2 separate regions of the Homo sapiens genome follow, and region 2 is linked to region 1. Evidence: chromatin contacts called from ENCODE Hi-C or POLR2A ChIA-PET data. All regions are on one chromosome and are shown on one strand. The core of a region is the stretch at or near the end of the contact, and the rest is flanking DNA. Distances in the headings are between cores, read along the strand shown.

Region 1 (3,065 bases), core at 420-2,919:
TTGCATTCAGGATCATCAATTTTGTGCCCTGCTCTGAACAAGACCAGTTCTGGTGAACCAATTTCAGGTGCAGCCAGCTCCAGAGTTCGGGAATCTGTGGTGGGAGGTGGCAGATGGGCTCTAAGATGTGGATAGAAGGTGTATGTGCCCTTCTGTTTCCAGCAAATCGCCATTGCTCGCGAGGGTGACCTCCTGACCAAGGAGCGGCTGTGCTGTGGCCTGTCCATGTTCGAGGTCATCCTGACCCGCATTCGGAGCTACCTGCAGGACCCCATCTGGCGGGGCCCACCGCCCACCAATGGCGTCATGCACGTCGATGAGTGTGTGGAGTTCCACCGGCTGTGGAGCGCCATGCAGTTCGTGTACTGCATCCCTGTGGGAACCAACGAGTTCACAGCTGAGTGAGTACCCCCCAGAGAAGGCAGGGTTACCCCCAACCTGCCTGTGCTCCTGCAAGTCATGGGGCTGCCAGAGTTCAGCCAGAAACGTGGGCAGGGGGTGGGGGTGGTTGGCCAACAACTACTTTGTTGAGTGTGTTGAGCTGACTGCATTGGCAAGAAAGAGCCCAGTAAGGGTTTGATAGTAAGACCCTCACTGCCTGCCTCACCCCCACTACACTGTACTACTGGAAAATGAGGAGCCTTTAGGAGTCCTTAGAGCAGACAGCAGAGCTAGTTCTTCCTGCCCTCACCCAGCTACATGTCTAGGACAGAGTGGAAAGGCAGACAAGGCCTCCCCTCCAGCAGCCAAGAGCTCTAGGAAAAAGGCGTGGTGGGGAGAGGAGGCTTCCTGGAGAAAGTGGTGTTGATGAAGCTGTTTCAGAGCAGCGCTAGCCTGTAGGCTTCCAGTACAGTGATGGGGAACTGGGGACACCTGCCCGGGTTGGGGCTGCTGCTTGAGGACAAAAGAGACAGCCAAAGGATGACTCTACTGCCATCCAAATTGCCTAGGTCTCTTGAGAGTTGGGGGCCAGGCCTCTTGAGAGTTGGAGCTTTGTCAGAACCAAAAGGACTCAGCCTCAACCCCAGCAGCATCTGCCCACCATGGCCTGTCCCTTCCCTTTCAGCCTGCTTCTGGCCAGTTGGCCTCCTGGTTTGAAATGGCCCCTCACCTGCTAGGTGTTCTTTTAGCTCCTTTAGAGAGTCAAGACAGATTCTCCTTTGACCTGCACGGAGTAATCAGCCACATACATCTCAACAGCTGGGTGGGTTTTTCCTTGCAAATTCAGAGCGTCTTTAGAGCTGATTTTTTTTTTTTTTACATTAGTGATGCAAATGTAATTTGTGGCCGGAAGGACTTATGACATAACTACCATCCCTGCAACTAATGAACCCACCCTCACAGCTTCCTTTGTACCCATTTTATAGGTTAAGAGACTTGGCCCAAAGACAGGCCTGCTTAGTAGCTGTACTCCTGGCCCAAGATGAGGCTCCCTCCCTCCCTGCCCTCCTCCCCCGACCTCTCACTCCAGCTGCTTCCTCCCCCTGCTCCCAGGCAGTGTTTCGGCGATGGCTTGAACTGGGCTGGTTGCTCCATCATTGTCCTGCTGGGCCAGCAGCGTCGCTTTGACCTGTTCGACTTCTGTTACCACCTGCTAAAAGTGCAGAGGCAGGACGGGAAGGATGAAATCATTAAGAATGTGGTGAGCAGGCTGGTGGCTAAGGCCTGGGAGGTGGGGCTGGGCTGACAACCAGGCTTTTACCAGAAAAGCAAACAAGGAGGAGCTGCTTGTGAAGGCCAGCTCCCCACACGGCAAGTACAAAGATACTATAGGCTGGGGACCTGCTTAGAGGAAGTCGTGAGGTCGTGAGTCACCCACTCATCACCTACTGCCATGAATCAGTTCACCCCGAAGGGCAGGGCTGGGCTCCAGACCGGGAGCACATCTTCCCTGTCCCAATCAGACTCTGCTGATGCCAGTTTCTCACCTGTACAAATATTCACCAAATACCAGAGTTGTACGGGGCACCTGGATGGGATAGGTACTGGCGTGGGGTGAGCCAGGCTGCTATGGGAAGGGAGAGAAGGACCCTTAAACCAGGCTGAGGGCAGAGAAAGCTTCCCAGGAGAGGGAGGCTGTGTCTGGGCTGACTCCAGAATGGCCCGCAGCAAAGAACCAAGCAGCAAAGGTGGTATGGGGCGGGTAGGATGCTCCAGACAGCAACAGTGACAGCAGAGGCACTGAGGCAGGAAGGCGGATCGAAGGGTGGGTCTCAGGGACCCAGTGAGAGGAGAGAGAGGTAAGAGCCACCTCACAAAGGGCTTTTTTAAAAAATACACATAAAATAGTTTCAATGGTAATTTTCAGTATATGATTCAGTGGCATGAAGTACACAAGTATTGTACAATCATTCCCAACATCCACCTCCAGAGATTTTTCATCTTCCCCAACTGAAACTCCGGGCCCATTAAAAAATAATTCCATTTTCTCCCCAGCCCCTGGTAACCATCATTCTACTTTCTCTATGCATTTGACTACTCTAGGTACCTCATATAAATAGAATCACACAGTATTTGTCTTTTCGTGACTGGCTTATTTTAGTTAGGATGTCTTCAAGGTTCATCCATGTTGTAGTGTCCAAACTTCCATCCTTTTTATGGCTGTATAATATTGCATTGTGTATATAGACCACGTTGTGTTTGTCCACTCAGGTTGCTGTCACCTTTTGGGTATTTTTGAAAATGGTTAATTTTGGCTACCATGAAACATGGGTGTACAAATAACTCTACAAATTTCTGCTTTCCATTCTTTTGAGTATATACCTGGACGTGGAATTGCTGGATCGTATGGTAATTCTATGTTTAACTTTTTAGAAACTGCCATTCTGTTTTCCATAGTGGCTGCACAATTTTACATTCCCACCAGCAGTACACAAGAGTTCCAATTTCTCCACATCCTCATCAGCACTTATTCTTTAATAATAGTCATCCTGAGGGGTGAAAAAGTTATCTTGTTGTGATTTTGATTTGAATTTCCCTAATGACTGTCACTGCTGAGTGCTATATTCATGTGTTATTGGCCATTTGTATATCTTCTTTAGAAAAATGTCTATTCAAGTCCTTTG
Region 2 (3,065 bases), core at 337-2,836, 200 kb after region 1:
CCAAAGTGCTGGGATTACAGGCGTGAGCCACTGTGCTCGGCCTCTCCTTTGTTTTTGAAGAATTCTGTACCATGGTGTACAGAATTCTGGATTGGTGGGATTTTCTCTTAACACTTTAAATATTACACTCAATTCTCTTCTTGCTTGTATGGTTTCTGAAAAGCTAGCTCCAATTTTTTGCTCTTCCTTAAATAAGGTGTTTTTTTCCCCCTGGTTTCTTTCAAGATTTTGCCTTTGTGTTTGATTTTCAGAAGTTTTATTATGATATGACTAGGTGTAGTTTTTCGTTTGTTTGTTCATTTTAACATATTCCTCGTGTGTGACTAGGTGTCCCTGTTTTTTGTTTGTTTGTTTGTTTACTTGGCATATATCCTGCCTGGTGTTCTCTGAGCTTTTTGGATCTGTGGTTTGGTGTCTGGCATTAATCTAGGGAAATTCACTATTGCTTCTGCTCCTTTCTCTTTTTCTTCTCCTTCTGGTATTTTCATTGTGTGTATCTGTACCTTTTGTACTTGTCTCACAATTACTGGGTATTCTGTTTTATTTTTTCAGTCTTTTCTTCTCTTTGTTATTCAGTTTTGCAAATTTCTATTCTCACATCCTCAGGCTCAGAGGTTTTTTTCTTAGCCATGTTCAGTCTACTCATGAGCCCATCATAGATTCTTCATTTCTGTAACAGTGATTTTAATCTCTAACATTTCTTTTTAATTCTTAGAATTCCCTCCTCTCTGTTTACATTATCTATCTGTTCTTGCATGTTGTCTCTTTTTCCATTAAAGCCCTCAGCATATTAATCATATTTAAAATGTTTTTCAGTTGGTTGGGCATGGTGGCTCATGCCTGTAATCCCAGCACTTTGGGAGGCCAAGGCAGATGGATCATCTAAGGTCAGGAGTTAAGACCAGCCTGGCCAACATGGTAAAGCCCTGTCTCTGCTAAAAATAACAAAAATTAGCGGAGTCTTTAGCAGTTTGTCAATTACAGTTCCAGTTTTCTTCCCCCAGCACCTCCCAGGAGGTTCCTGCTGGTGGGTTTCTGCTCTGATGTTATGATACTCTGTATCTATCTGTTTCTCCAATTTTGTGGGCAGCAGCTTGCCATATAACCTCACTTCTCCACTGGACATGAGAAGAGCTGATTTTTCAGTTCATCAAGCTTTTTACTTGTTGTTACGACCGAGTGGTGACTTCTAAGCTCCTTTCATGCAGGACTAGAAACCGGAAGTCAAATATTTTTAATAGATAATGATGCAAAATGTATCATAGGAGCCAGCTTCCTGCAGCTGTTTCCCCTCCTCAGCTAGCAGCCACCCTTCCCTAGGTGCTTTTTCCCCTTTCTAGATAAAGCCCTGGTGGGATTTAGAGGTTACACCAACCTTTTGCAGACATTTCACTCCATTATCTTCTTTGATCCATTCAAAAAGCCATGTGAACTGGGTGTTAGGATCCCATTTCACAGAAGAGAAAATTGGCATTTTAGGGGTAAACAACTTCCCCAAGGTCACACAGCCAGGACACAATTCCAAGAGGGAAAAGGAGGAAAAAAAGATAGAACCCTAGCATGGGAGTTTTCTCCCACGGAGATGACGTGGGGATACAGATTTCAGAGCAACAACCTTTTGCATTTATAGCCACACCCAAAGGACATCTGGGTCCATGAATTTTTCATTCAGCTCTATGCAAAGCGCTATGACTTGCCCTGGAAACAGAGGTTCCTGGGTAAGAGCCCCTGCCTTCTAGAGCCTCACTAGCCCAAGTGTGGTCCACAGACCAGCAGCATCAGCAGAACCTGGAGCCTATTAGAAATGCAGACTGTCAGTTCCCACCCAGACCTCTTGAATCAGAAGCTGCATTTTAATAAGATCCAAAAAAAAAAAAAAAAAAAAAACCCAAGGTGATTTGGCTGCTACTTAAAGTCTGAAAAGCATTGCTAGGAGACAGTCCAAACTTGATTTTACATATGGTAAGAGAAAACAAGTGTTTTCCTGGAACGGAAGCTAAGGATTGGAAAAGCCCAGAAAAAGAGAGATTGGATATAAACAAGGATCGTAGGAGGCTTCATGAAGGAGGGGTTTTGAAGTTGAGCCTTGAAGCAGAAAAGTGCATATGAACAAAAGTACAGAGATGGGAAGTGTTTAGTGTTTGGGGAAAGGCAAATGGCCTCATGTGACAAGAGGGAGAGAGCGGGAGGTGAAATTAAGAATAATAGGAGCAAATGGTCAAGGATGTTTTCTGTATGGATAATAAGGCAGCTGGAATCCTCTTTGTGAGAGGTCATGAGCTGGTGACCTGTGGGCCAACACAGTGTTGTAAAAATAATTTGGATTGTAGTTGTGTCCAAAATATTTTCAAAATGTTAAAAATTTAATTATCATAAAAATACATAGTGAGCATTTTCCAGGTTTTAATTAACTAATCAGAGAACCAGCAAGATCACCAAGGTGGTTCAAAAAAGGACAGGAAAAACTAGACAAAAGGAACTCTAAAATAAGATTGAGATCCAAACTGGTTAATAACCTACAGGGCAATAAAACTACATTCTTTGGGGTTATCTTCTCTACCAGACGATAATCGTTTACAGCTTTACTGGACAAAAAAAAAAAAAAATCATTGACAATTTATTCGTTTTCTGTAATTTAACATCCAACTTTACAGAGTTATAAAATGTCAGACCCCTAATTAATCACAAACAGTAAACAGCAGGTGAAACAATCTTGTGTTTCCCTGGAGTTAGACAATGCCCTGAACAGAAAAGACAGTGAGTGGTTAAGGGCAGTGATTCTCAAACCTAAGCTTAAAGCAAAATTCCCTGAAGGGCTCATTACAACACAGAATGCTGATCTCCAACCTCAGAGTTTCTGATTTAGTACATCTGGGGCAGACTGATGATTTGTTCTCAGTTGATGCAGATGCTATTTACCAGGGAAAACCCTTTGAGAACCACTGATCTTAGATGCCACTGAATGAAAGAAACTGCAGTCATTCTTTTGCCTCATTTCCAAATTTTGGATATTTTTTCTGAACAGTTGCCAAATGTTCAAAAATCAGAGAAAAAAAATTCCTGAT

Evidence for each region. Hi-C counts contacts between places; a loop is a spot of excess contacts on that map. ChIA-PET counts read pairs that join two places held with the same protein, here RNA polymerase II (POLR2A). Pooled maps may share reads with other maps.
Region 2: a pooled map shows a loop between it and region 1 (4-fold over the local background). The contact joins two enhancer-like sites. A Hi-C loop is called at or near these places in 1 of 168 maps with a recorded cell type or tissue (PC-3) and 5 of 50 pooled maps. POLR2A ChIA-PET finds 5 or more read pairs at or near these places in 4 of 52 experiments (A673, HEK293, WTC11 and 1 more).

The regions. Positions count from the first base shown.
Region 1 is chr5:157,389,027-157,392,091 of GRCh38, forward strand. It overlaps CYFIP2 (cytoplasmic FMR1 interacting protein 2), which reads left to right. Exons shown (of 31, transcript NM_001037333.3): 29 at 163-401; 30 at 1,495-1,642. All of the region lies in intron 1 of NIPAL4-DT (NIPAL4 divergent transcript), which reads right to left. Among named protein-coding and RNA genes, the nearest start is that of FNDC9, 45 kb to the left of the region's middle. RefSeq lists an enhancer at 1,021-2,220. Within about 2 kb of position 1,670, at least 13 of the 41 ENCODE cell types and tissues checked have a DNase peak (open chromatin) inside an H3K27ac peak, as active enhancers do.
Region 2 is chr5:157,591,570-157,594,634 of GRCh38, forward strand. No RefSeq gene overlaps it. Among named protein-coding and RNA genes, the nearest start is that of ADAM19, 17 kb to the left of the region's middle. RefSeq lists a silencer at 2,834-2,933. Within about 2 kb of position 1,587, at least 5 of the 41 ENCODE cell types and tissues checked have a DNase peak (open chromatin) inside an H3K27ac peak, as active enhancers do.